Linked DNA regions of Homo sapiens: region 2 is linked to region 1. The links are chromatin contacts, found by Hi-C or POLR2A ChIA-PET in ENCODE. All regions are on one chromosome and are shown on one strand. The core of a region is the stretch at or near the end of the contact, and the rest is flanking DNA. Distances in the headings are between cores, read along the strand shown.

Region 1 (6,667 bases), core at 2,072-4,571:
TTATTTATGGAAACCTTCTGTGATGTGTGCATTAGTGCAATGCCACTCAGAGTGTGGCCACAGCCCCAGGCCTGTCTGTGCATTGTTCCCGGTCTGTGTTAAGGTAACTAGGAAAGTTGAAAGTAAGCATTTAGAAACTCTATGGCAATTTGACATGGCCAAAACCTCCAAGCAAGTGACTAGGGACCTCGTTTGTTTGAGCTTGCATGGTGAGTTGTTTGTCGCATCAACTATGTTGTACACAATTGGACCTTATGTAAAATGGAAATAAAAAAGAAACAAATACTGCAGCTAGGTGATCAAGGTCAACATCAACAGTCATGCTGATAGTTTGTGCCGTTAAATATGATGTAATAAAAATGTCACTTTACCTCTGTAGTGTTCCTGCTAATAACCCTTAATTCCAGTTTTTTTAATGTTAGAGACAGGGTCTTGCTCTGTTGCCCAGGCTGGAGTACAGTGGCACAATCATAGCTCACTGCAACCTCAAGCTCCTGGGCTCAAGCAATCCTCCATCCTCAGTCTCCTAAGTAACTGGGAATACAGGTGCACACCAGCAAGCCTGGCTAATTTTTAAAATTTATTTTTGTTGAGACAGGCCCTTGCTATGTTGCCCAGGCTTTTCTTGAACTCTTGGCCTCAAGCATCCCTCCTGCCTCAGCCTCCCAGAGCACTGGATTTACAGGTGTGAGCCATTATGCCTGCACCCAGCCAATTCCATTCGTATGACCAAAAAAAAAAAAAAAAAAAAATCACACAAACTCCAACAATGGAGCATTCTACAAAATACTTGACCAGTACTCTTCAAAACCGTCAAGGTCATCAAAAAAGAGGCAAGTCTGAGAAACAGTCACAGCCAAGAGGAGCTACAGATACATGATGAGAAAATGCAATGTGGTGTCCTGGAGGGAATCCTGGAACAGACAAAGGACATTTGGTAAAAACCTAAGGAAACAGAAATAACTACAGACTTTAATTTATTTTTTAAAAAAGGAAAGAAACAAACTAGTCCTTCCCACAGATAATTTAAGAATTGCTCTAACATAGATTAATTTATTAAATCTTCATAAAAGCCCTGGGATGTATGGAAAGTAAGTGGTCTGTTTCCCATTTTATAGATTTTTATGAATGAAGTAGCCCAGTCTAATGTTATTTAGTGAGTTATAAAAGAACAAAGTCTGAGCCCTCTTCTCCTGGCTTCTGTTCTCTCTCTTTGGCTTTTCCAAGTAGATGGACATTTATCCAAGTTTATGTTCTTTTTCTGATTATGAAACAACCCATGGTTGGCGTAAAAAAATCAAAAAGTATATACAAGATAAAGAAACATACTTTTTAAAATCATTCATAATCTCTAAAGTCAGAGCAAGCAGCTGCTAACTTTTAGATTTCCTTCGTGTGTGTTTGTGTGTGTGTGTTTGTTTCCTAGGCACTTACCACTCCTAAGTGTGAAAGGGAGGGAGTGGGTACTAGAACCTAAAGAGGGAGAGAGAGAGGGAGAGAGAGAGAGTGCTCGTGTATGCTGTGTGGAGAGGGCCATCCCACAGGAGATCAGGAGATGGCCCTTGGGTGCCGGGATGCAGCCACCTGCTGGAAAAAAGAGTGAGGGAGAGAATAAGCAGGAACTTACGGGACAGCAGGACAGAGAGAAGCTTCCTCTAGACCACAGTAGCCATGGTCTGTAAGCAAATAAGAAGGCACCCGTTGAAATGAAGGGACTGAACATGCAAGAAAGAAAGGGCTAGATGGTGACACAAGGCACTAAGGAAGTAAGAGGGATGGCATCAGGGATGGTGTCAAGAGCTATGGGAAGAGCCCAGCAATGGAACAAAGAAGGGACTAGATTTCTCAAAATCAAAATGAAACAAGAGAAAGGGTGAAAATACAGTGATTTCTGGGGTGCAAAGGACATAGCTCAAGTCAAATGACCTCATCTTTTTAAATTTTTTTGTAAAGTAAGATTTGAGGTCACCTATGACTGAGAAGGGGGCAAGAATACAGTCAGAGTTCTGGAAGGTAGAGTAAGTTTTAAACATCTGCTGTAGGGATTTAGCCAGAGAACTCATAAGAAATTAATAAGAGCAGTTTCTAGCACAACCGAGGTGAGAAGTGCGTCACTTCTTAGCTGTGTCAGTAGAACAATGGCTACACGTGAACAAACTGTGACCTCAGCACTGGTGCACCTTTGACCTTATGACAGCAAAACCTTCAAGGAAGCCCAGTAGTCACCAATCAGTTCTCCCAAGCCTGGCACCATCTGCTTCATCTGCAAAGGCCTGAATTCAACAATGTGACTCAGCCTGAGCTGCACTTGTAAGCACTGTTAGCCAGAGAAGAGATGTGCCTGTTACCTAAATTTGCATGGGGTGGTATTCCAATGAGGAACCTGAGGTCATGAAAGAAAGCAGAACCTGTTGGCTGGGCACAGTAGCTCACACCTGTAATCCCAGCACTTTGGGAGGCTGAGGAGGGCAGATCATGAGGTCAGGAGCTCGAGACCAGCCTGACCAACATGGTGAAACCCCGTCTCTACTAAAACTACAAAAAAATGAGCCAAGCGTGGTGGCATGTGCCTGTAATCCCAGCTACTCAGGAGGCCGAGGCAGGAGAATTGCTTGAACCCAGGAGGTGGAGGTTGCAGTGAGCTGAGATTGCACCACTGCACTCCAGCCTAGGTGACAGAGCGAGACTCCATCTCAATTTAAAAAAAAAAAAAAAAGATAGATAGAAAGCAGAATCTGTTACAAAAAAAAAGCAAAAGAAAACCACAGCAAGAGCTGAGTACAGTAATTTAAAGAGTGGAATAGAGCAGGCCAGGAGGTAGTATGGATGTATCCCCAGGAGCCAGAAGGAGAGAATCTTCTGATAGGTCTGGCAGGCACTGCTGGTTGTCAAACTGTTATGCTGTCTCCCCTTCTTCCTTAGAAATGGGTCCCACCTTTGTTGCGGACAACACCATACCCAGCTAGAAGGCAATACGTACATTCCTCCTGTGCAGATGGAATAGCATGTGATATAGTTCTAGCGAAGTTATATAAGCTGAAGTCATTGGATGAAGTTTTCAGAAAATCTCCTTAAAATGTGGGGACAGGAGCAGAGGAAGAAGACGGAGCACAGACTCAGCTGTCTCCAGCTGTTTCATGCTTCATCTGCCCCCTTTGCTTGCCTAGAACATGGGGAAGATGCCAGAGGAGAAGTGGGAATAATCTTGGTCAGTGGTAAACAAAGCCAAGAGAACTCCAAGAACCTGGATCTCAATGTCCCTGAGGACAACTCCATGATCACAGCTGCATGCTACAGACTGCTTCTTACCTAAGAAAAATTGAACCAGTCATCTGTGTAGGGCTCTGCCTTGGGGGCCTCGGTTTCTCCCAGCCGAATATAATCCCCAATTCATACCTTAAGCAACTTTTCATTTCAATCATTAATTTAGAAATAGTGTGTCAGATATTTGATGTACTAGAGTTTCATGTAGCCATTGTTCCTTGAAAGAACCCAGCCATCATTCTTTGGGGACTTAGAAATCCTTTTGCACAACTGAGATTTTGTTTTGGGGTGTTTGTGCTTGCCGTAAAGCCAGTTGATCTACATACATGCACAACGTATGATAAGCATGAAGCAGCCCAACTGGTTTTATTAGTTTTCCTTGGGCTTTGGTCTAAAAAGGTTTCTTGCTGAGTTGATTTCACCCCCGATAACTTCCTTTACACTCAACTTCCTAATCGAAAAAGGCCCACATCAGGGGTAAAGAAACAGAGACTGATCCTTTCCCAACCCTCTCCTGGGACTCCTCAGCTCTTTACTACACCGCTGGGCTGGCTTAGCAAAAGCAATTTGATGTCCAGAATTTCCTGGCAGCCTTCCACAACTCTGTCTGCCTCATCAGAAAACTCCAATCAGTGAGTCTGTGGCTAAACGCAGTCTGATCTCACTGGTGGTGTTGCCACACTTTGTTCTTTTTCTAATGTGCTCTGTGTTCACAATGGTTTTGTTCTTTTTTAGTCATGAAAGCTGACATGATTTTGGAAAGTGAAACATGCTTCCCTAAATCTTTGCTCATACCCCCTCAGGTGAAACTCTCCAAGTCATTAACCTTAAGGCCATTCTCGTTGTGGGAGGGCTTTTTGTATTGGATTCCAAGAGCTACCATTCCCATAGCCTAGATTTAAAAATTGGTGTTAGTTGCAATGTAACTGCTTCAAGCTAAAGCAAATAGAGAAAGTCAATACATAAAAGCAATAAAAGTGGAGGTGTTCTGATTAAAGTGGAGGCCTGCAAGGGTGAAGAGTATGAGGGAAAGACTGTTGAGAGCCTCTCCAGGTTAACCATACCCTTCCTCCAAAAGGATCTCCATGGGGAATCCTCCAAGGAACCATAGGATTCCCGGGAATACAGCCTGAAAACCACTTTGCCATAGGCCTAGAGTGGCAAGAAGATGTTTCATCATCATCTTCAAGATAAGCAAGCTAAAACCACATTGAATCTAGGTGTATTAGTCCATTCTCATGCTGCTATGAAGAAATACCCAAGACTGAGTAATTTATAAAGGAAAGAGGGTTAATTGACTCAAAGTTCTGCATGGCTGGGTAGGCCTCCGGAAACTTACAATCATGGCGGAAGGGGAAGAAACACATCCTTCTTCACATGGAGGCAAGAAAGAGAAGAACAAGAAGTGCTGAGCAAAAGCGGAAAAATCCCTTATAAAACCATCTGATCTTGTGAGAACTCATCCACTGTGACAAGAACAGCATGGAGGTAACCACCCCCATGATTCAATTACTTCCCATTAGGTCCCTCTCATGACATGTGGGGATTATGGGAACTACAGTTCAAGATGGTCACACAGCCAAACCATATCACTAGGACACTGGGGACTCTTGATGAAAAGAGTCTGTTTCAAAACCTTCCCTTCATTTCCAAATTACACTGACCATTTTCAAGCCTCTTGCATTTTGTTTTCTGTCTTTATTCCCTCAGCTGTATTGAGATATACAAAAAATATTCTGTACTTACAGTGTTCAACATGATGCTTTGATATATGTAGATGTTGTGAAATTAGGATCACAATCAAGCTAATTGGTATATCTACCACCTCATGGAGTTAGCTTTGTGTGCATGTGTATAGTGAGAACATCTCCTCTCTTAGCAAATTTCAAGTATATAATACAGTACCATTTACTATAGCCACCATACTGTACATTAGTTCTCCAGAACTTCACAGAAACTTTCTGCTCTTTGATCAGCATCTCCCAGAAACTACTATTCTACTGTCTGCTTCTATGAGTTTGACTGTTTTAGATGCCACCGATAAGTGAAATCATATAATATTTGTCTTACCATGTGTGGTTTATTTCACTTAGCATAATGTCCTCCAGATTCATGTGTGTTGTTGCACTTGACAGGATTTCCTTCTTTTTTCCTTCTTTTTAAAAGCTGAATAGTACTCCATTACTCCATTGTGTATACACACCACATTTTCTTTATCCAATCATCTGTTGATGGACACTTAGGTTGATTCCATATCTTGGCTACTGTGAATAGTGCTGCTATCAACATAGGAATGCAGATGTATTTTTGAGAAACTGATTTCATTTTCTTTGAATATATACCCAGCAGAGGAATTTCCAGATCATATGGTAGTTCTAGTTTTAATTTTTTGAGGAACCTACTGTATTCCATAATGGCTGTATCAATTTACATTCCTACCAACCGTGTACAAGGTTCCCTTTTCTCCATATCCTTGTCAACCCTTGTTATCTTTTGTTGTTTGGGTTTGTTTTCAATGAGCTTGAAAGTTTACAGGCTTGCCAAACCTAAATGGATTTGGATCATTACCATGGCTCCCTAACATTTTCTAAGTTGAAAAATAATGAGCTTGCTATATAGGCAAATGACCAAATCACACAGTGATTCAGAATTAGGGACTGGATTAGGGGACACAACCTCTGTGGTGTCATGCTTAGTCATAAACAATAGATACTCCCTCACTCCCAATGACAAATTATGTTTCCTTTATGTGTTTAATGTTTTGTTTTGCTTTTCTCCTGTATCTATGTATGGCTCCAAATGAATCATTTTCTCAGATCTCTTTTATTCTAACTCTCCTCAACATACTATAGTCATTCAGAAACAGACACACCTAACAAGAGAAAAAGCACAGAGCCAACAGAAACTCAGTTTCCTTACCAGCAAAATGGGAAGAATAACACACTGTATTTTCTGGAGTAGTCCTGGGAACCAAGTGAAATAAGGTCAAGTGAAAGCATAGTGTCCAGTACATCCTGAAAATTCAATTTAAGATTTTATTTTCTCCTCTGTCCTTCCACATGCCTTCCAGGGAAACATGAGAGGCTGTGTGAGTCCATTCTTGCACTGCTATAAAGAAATACCTGAGACGAGATAATTTATAAAGGAAAGAGGTTTAATTGGCACACAGTTCTTCAGGCTGTACAGGAAGCATGATACTGGCACATGCTCAGCTTCTGGGGAGGCTTCAAGAAACTTACAGTCATGGTGGAAAACGAAGGGGAAGCCAGCACATCTTACATGGCCAGAGGAGGAGGAAGGGTGGAGGGAGGCACTACATACTTTTAAACAGACAGATTTCATGATAACTCACTCACTCACTGTCTTGACCAAGGGAGATGGTGCTAAATCATTCATGAGAAAC
Region 2 (6,667 bases), core at 2,452-4,951, 160 kb before region 1:
GCTTGTGTGTGAGCTGAGAGTGAGTTCTACGGGGAGGGTTGGGCCTTGCCTTGCCCACAGCTGTTTCCGTATCAGCCCTGTTATTTCCCTGCCCTCGTGGCTTTTGCAAGGCCAACTGAGGCACAGAAACAATAAGCCACGACCGGTGTTGCTCAAACTTGTCCACTGAATGGCACATATAGAAAATGACACTCACTTCTGTTAAGGAACACTGGAATGAATGTGGTGAATATTCTCCTGAAACTGTCCTAGGACTTGTCTGACACCCAGAGAAAGGGCATCGATCCACAGCCACCTGCACCCCACACCTGCAGGGGCTGCTGCTGCTGTTTTGTTTTTTCATTTACTGGTTGTCCTTATGATGGGAGGGTGACCTGAGTCATCCAGTCTCTCTCTCTCTCTCTTTCTCCTTCTCTCTCTCTCTCTCTCTGTCTCTTTCTCTCTTTCTTTTTTGGGATCTGTTATATGGTAAGTGCCCTCAAGGGGCTGACCTCATTTACTCTTAAAATCCTGTGAGACAGGGGCCCTCATCCTTAGCTGCACATTACAACCCCCTGTGGAGTTCTTAACAAAGACTGCCATGGTCTCCCACCCCCTGAAGCTCAGATCTGGTTAATCTAAGGACCAGGCATGGGTATTTGTTCAAGCTCCCAGGTAATTCCAATGTTCAGCTAGGGTTGAGAACCACTGCCATCAGGGGAGAGTATTTCTGTGGCCACTGGGGCTGAGCTGGGATAAGGAGCTGTCCACAGTCCCTTTGTGAACAGCAGACCTACAATCTGAAGCCAAGCATACTGGCTCCACGCTCCCCAGAACTCCTTCCCTCACCCCCTTTTCTCCATGATAATGGTGGCATCAAGGCTAACTATAAGGCACAGCCCTTAGATTTATTTTTATAATTTTTTCTTAAACTACAAAGGTCATACATTGTTATGGTCACCATTCAAAATAAAGAGACATATTTTTTACAAATTAATAATCTCTCCCAACTCCCACCAAAGTCATCACAGATAGCCACCAGGTATGTATGCTGCTTGGTATTGTTGACAGTGACTTCATTTTGAAAAGCGTAGTTCTTGCAAGCTAAATTTTATACCGACTCTCCCACCCCAAGAGAATTGTGAAAGAACTTCATTAACAGAGCTTCTGTTACCAGGACTGTATGGCTTTATGCATTCAGCAAACCTGGCTGCAACCTGGCTGCGGCCTTAGCCAAGGGCCACTCCCAAGCGCATCTCCTCTCTGAAGGGAAGAATCTTCAGATACAGAGAGTTCAAAGCTCTCAGGGCAGTCAAAGTGATGGCACAATCTGGGATCTGATAAATAGGAAGGCACACATTCGCTTAAATATAGGAACTCTGCTGACTTAGAAACCTGGGAGCCAGTCAAAATCCATAACAGGATCCCAAGATTCATAATAAATAGTTTGTAATTACAGTCCAGCACAAAAGTTATTCCAACCAGATGGTTTGTAGATTCACATCTGGATTTTTTTTTTTTTTTTTTTGTACACACACATAGAACAAACCTAAACCTTAGCTGTAGGTTTAGTGGGTTTTTTCCCCCTGATTACACTGGGAGTTTTTAAATATTCTATCAACGGTCACATTGGTACAGAACTGCCATATCTGATCATTGCCCTGGTGTCTGATTGGTGTGAATGTGGAGTAGTCTTTGGAATCCCAGGCCTTCCAAGAAAAAACTTTAAAAGCTCAGGGAATTGCTGGTGAGAGCCTGATTCCTCCATTTCCTTAATTGAGTCCAGCAGCTACAGAGTAAATTCAAACACAGGTTAATTAAGACCACTCCATTCACTTTCCCAATTTTGCCAAGAGACAAAAACACTTGTTCTTGAGCCAGTGGCTCTGGAGAGAAGTGGCACACGCAAAGCCATGCCTTCAGGACTCCCTCACCCCCTGGGCTGCCTCATCCCCACATGCACTATGTGTCACCACTGTGACTCAAGTTCAGGGCTCATTCCGTTCACATCTTCATTCAAGAAACATTTTCTAATACTGGCTCACACTTACTGAACTCATTCTCTGTGTGTTCAGGCTCTGTGCTAAGAATCTTATGTGCATTTTTTTCACCAAAAATTCCCAATGATCGCCATCTTACAGAGGAGGGATCAATGTTAGGAAACTTGCCCAGGGTCACCCAAGACACAGATCTGGAATACAAATAGAGGCCTGTCATTTAAATGCCTTCCCAGGCATTCAGGATGCAGAAGAGAACAAAATAATGATCCTGCCCTCAGGCCCCAGGGGAGATTGGTGTCTTCCTGGTGGCTCCAGACAGGAACTCTCTAACGAAAGCAGAGCAACTCCAGGGGCCTGTGTCATGGCCAACCATGGGAAGGTCTGCAGACACCAGCTGTTTTCTGGTAACAAGGAAAGTTGTTCCAATTTGGATATCAACAGAGATGTGCCTATCATGCCTCTGAAAGCCAGACTGGCATCCTCAAACACTTTTCCCCAAATCCCAGCTTGAGTTTGAGTCTCTCCAGATCTAAACAAGAGAAATGGTAGCAAAAATACACTCAAGGAAAAGGTCAGAATACTCTAAAAAAAAAAAAAAAAAAAACCTAACCAATGAATAAGAGCAATAAACCTTACTGCATCTTTCATTCTTAGTCTCCCGTGTGTCCCTCTTTCTACGGTTGCCAGCCAGTGGTCTACCTGCTGTCAAAGGCGTCTGTCTGCATTACTGCCTTCTTTCAGGAAGATAGTTAACCGATTCTTTAACATTGACCAAACACATCAAAACCCAAAATGTAGCCTCTGGAGGCACATTAAATGAAGTGCCAACATGAAAAACTAAAAGGGGGGCATAGGGAGTAAAACATTTTTTAAAAATCAACATGACTGGCAACAAAGCTCTATAAGGATTTGAGCCAAACCACAGCTCCCGCCGCAAGCCAAGTTCAAACAGGATTCCGGCAGCCAGCTTGCTGTGTCTGAGATCTGCCACGAGATGGCAGCACAGAGTCCCCGGTCTCAGGAATTGCAGCCTTGAGACTGCCAGAGCCTTGGGAGTATTTCCCAGTGTCTGATGGGGAGAGAAATGAGCTCTCCCATGAGCGTAGGGCGGAGGGGTACAGAGAAGATAGCAGAGCACCGCTGTGAAACGTTCTCGTGTGCTTTCCTTAACCAGAAAAACATGCTTTTGAGATGCTTCCGTTCTATTCCCAGCCCCAATGTCTTGAACGTATTTTTTTTTTCAAAGATTCTTCCAGAACCAATCCTATTATGGAATACGAAAAGTATTCCTTGACCTTTCATTTATAATAAAAAATAATAGAATCAAAATCTGGAGAGGAAAACGCAGCAGCTAATATGATGAGGGTAGTGGAGGGAGAAATGTCTGCGGGCGGATCCTTTATTTTTAGACTATGAAACACCATCACAAATCTCTTGAAATAAGAGTGAAAATGAAAATACCTCGTGTCTGCCTGCTGATCGTCCATTTGGTTAGCCATGTTGAAGATCAACACAAGACCCTTCCCCTAGATGATGGCATTATTTTCCCTCCATCCCTGTCTCTGATGACAGCAAAGCCTGCCTGGGAGGCAAACAGCTGTCATTTGGCAAACTAGCAAATTCAAAGTGACAGATCTTTTTTCAGGAAACTAAGAAGGCTGTGAGGTTGTGGTATTTTTTTCTGCCCGAGTGAACAATACTCAATATGTCAATGAAGCACACAGGCCAGGTAGTGTGACTGCTGGGAATAAAGTGGCGGGGTGCCCTGTTATTCCATCCCGGTAGTCTTTGTTGGGGAGGAGCTTACAGATTTTGCTGCCTTCAAGAATTCCCCACCAAAATACAAATACCCCTGGAGGTAGACCCACATTCATCCCAAATAGCCAATTTCCTGGGATAGATGCCCCAGCCTGGCGACTCTGAGAGGGAAAGTTGCTTAGCAGTGGAGGCTCTAAAGCTGAAAAACAAAGCCTTGGCACACGTATCACTATACTCAGTGCTGCGGGAGGGAGACAGAAATCATACAGCAAGGTTCCTAGTCTCCAGAAACCTACAAGCTCTTGGGGAAAATAAGACAACAGACAACAGCAGATCACACAAACACTGTGGTGTAACTTCTGGCACAGTGAGAAGCACGAAAGAGATCTTCACCTTGATTCAAAAGCCATCACCATTGCTGAGCACAAATAGGACATTTTGATGCTTACTCAAATTTTTATTATCTGAGAACTTACACAATAGTGGTCCATGTGGAGAGTCTCAAGATGGCTCAAATAGGAATTTGTTGTTAGGAATATGGATGTCTTGTTTCAAGTGCCCCAAGGAGGAGGAAGCAGGGGAAGCTGATCCCACATCAGCGTGTATATTCTCATCGGAATTTCTAGTCTCTCTATGTATGAAGTCAAAGAGTCAACTTCTCCTTGAAGTATCCCCATTGTAACCCAATTCCAGATCCCAAAGAGCCCAAGAGAACTTTTTAGCACTTTTGAACCCAGGTCACAATTTCTCCCAGGCAATATTATACCACTTCTCATAAACAGAAGAATAATACTTCAGGTTTACATAGCAGCTTTCTTCTAAAGATCTCTGTAGACATTATTTCATTAATCCTCACAGGTTTCTTAAGATTTGCAGATGGAGAAATGGCACACAATGAGGCTGTCTCAGATCCCTCAAAGAGGCAGCTAGCAGTGGACCTGGGAACAGAACCCAGTTCCCAGCCTGGCTTACGGGATCAGCTGGGAAGGTTAGTTTGTAAAGCACAGCACTAAAATGTACAGAAGTATCATATTCAAATTAGGTTAGCTCCAATAGGCTGTTGAGACTTTAGGAACAGACTAGTATGTAGTTAAGCTAGTCTGCAGATTTTCTGGACAGGCCACCTGGGCCAAACAGGCGAGGTCTCCTGCCACGTTTCTGCCCTAGTACAAGGTAACCTATGAGAGGTACCATGTAAGGGATTACCCAGGACTTGGGTAAGCAGACCAGACTTTAAGCCAAGGTTCTAGAATGAAGAGACGGAAACAAAAGCTGAAAAAAGAAGTGTGTTGGCAGCAACCAAAGACCCAAAGGGGCCAGATTTCATTGCTTTTCTTTGAGACAGGGTCTTGCTCCATCACCCAGGCTGGAATGCAGAGGCACAACCATGGCTCACTGCAGCCTCAAGCTCCCAAACTCAAACAATCTCCCATCTCAGCCTCCAGAAGTAGCTGGGACTACAGGCATGTACCACCATGCCTTGCTAATTTATTTTTATTTTTATTTTTTTGTAGACACAAGGCCTCACTATGTTTCCCAGGCTGGTCTCAAACTCCTGGGTTCAAGTGATCCTCCACCTCGGCCTCCCAAAGTGCTGGGATTATAGCTGTGAGCCACTGAACCCAGTGAGATTTCATTGCTTATCAGCAGTTCTGATCATTGGAAATTGTAAAATGAAGTGATGACCTCTCTAGAACATTCGGTCAGGGGAAATCCTGAGCAAACGAGCATGAACTCACAGACAGGAGAGAATGCAAGCTTATACCTGCTCCAGCCTGTCTCCTTTGGACAAAGTCTGTTCTCAGTCTCTTGGAAAATAATAATGGAGCATGGGTAGGGGGGCCCTGAGATAGCCCAGTGGTTGCCAATGGCAGTATTAAATTTGATTGATGATTTATTATTTTAATTAAGCTTTTGCTTGCTCATTCTTCATTACTGATAGTAAAATTGACTTCCCCATAACTCTTACACAGAAATATCTGGAAGAAAAAAATAAAAGGCAGTTTGGTCAGCCACAAACCCTAAGTGTACAAGTCCAAGGCTCTGGGTCATGTCTCTCAACTCAACAGAACTTGAAAAAAAATAGAAAGACAACATGAAGAAAACCATTTCTAAGATGAAGAACATGAAGCTGAAAGGGAAAAGGACCCAAACTCCCCAGCTGAAAGAAGTGGTTTCACCCAAGACCTCTTTCCCAACTGAGTTTAGTCCAAGAGATGGGAGGTGTCAACTGTGGCCCTTTGCACAATATACCTCAAGCCCTTAACGTAAAGTGGCATTTCCAGACCTTTCTGCAACCCCAACCTCCACTGCTTTTGCAAATCCCTTCCATAGTCAGGGCCACAAACAAAGCTGATCCATCTCTAACCAAACAATGAAGTAACATAGTGTTTTCCAGGCAGGTTGCTGAACTATTAAGAATAATAACACCTGACATTTATAGGAAATCTATTATATGCCCCACCATGCTGAAAATGTTTTGTGTATTTTGTCATTTAACCCTTGCAAACAAGCCTGAAGAAGGCACTGATTTACTTCCCATCACATCTTATAGGTAAGTAAACTGAGGCACGGAGAGGTTAAACGGCTCACCCAGGTTTACATAGCTAGCCAGGGCAGAGATTCAAACCCAGGACTCTGATATCAAAGCCTATGATTTCATCACTATGCTATATAGCTTCATTTAGAGGCTAAGTGAGCCACCTTTCCCTTGCAGCTAAGAATTTAAATGTTTGCCTTTGTTGAGCACCCCATTTTCAGACCTTTATAAACCTTGGTGCTTTATGGTTTCATTCTGAACACAGAAGTAAAAATAATGCCTTTTAGGAAAGACAGATTAAATCTCTGACTTAAAAACTCAAAACAAGTCCCAGTCTCTGAGTGCCTGGTCATTTGCAAGGCTGACCAAAACCTGGACCCGAACCTGCCAA

The links. A loop is a pair of places that touch in the nucleus more often than their neighbours do. ChIA-PET counts read pairs that join two places held with the same protein, here RNA polymerase II (POLR2A).
Region 2: a map of vagina shows a loop between it and region 1 (4-fold over the local background). The contact joins two enhancer-like sites. A Hi-C loop is called at or near these places in 5 of 168 maps with a recorded cell type or tissue (adrenal gland, heart left ventricle, heart right ventricle and 1 more) and 1 of 37 single-sample maps with no recorded cell type. POLR2A ChIA-PET finds 5 or more read pairs at or near these places in 2 of 52 experiments (HEK293 and endothelial cell of umbilical vein).

Annotation. Positions count from the first base shown.
Region 1 is chr7:33,772,540-33,779,206 of GRCh38, reverse strand. No RefSeq gene overlaps it. Among named protein-coding and RNA genes, the nearest start is that of FLJ20712, 50 kb to the right of the region's middle. RefSeq lists an enhancer at 5,657-6,667. Within about 2 kb of position 3,321, at least 3 of the 41 ENCODE cell types and tissues checked have a DNase peak (open chromatin) inside an H3K27ac peak, as active enhancers do.
Region 2 is chr7:33,929,358-33,936,024 of GRCh38, reverse strand. All of the region lies in intron 2 of BMPER (BMP binding endothelial regulator), which reads right to left. Among named protein-coding and RNA genes, the nearest start is that of BMPER, 27 kb to the right of the region's middle. RefSeq lists a silencer at 2,851-3,117. Within about 2 kb of position 3,701, at least 4 of the 41 ENCODE cell types and tissues checked have a DNase peak (open chromatin) inside an H3K27ac peak, as active enhancers do.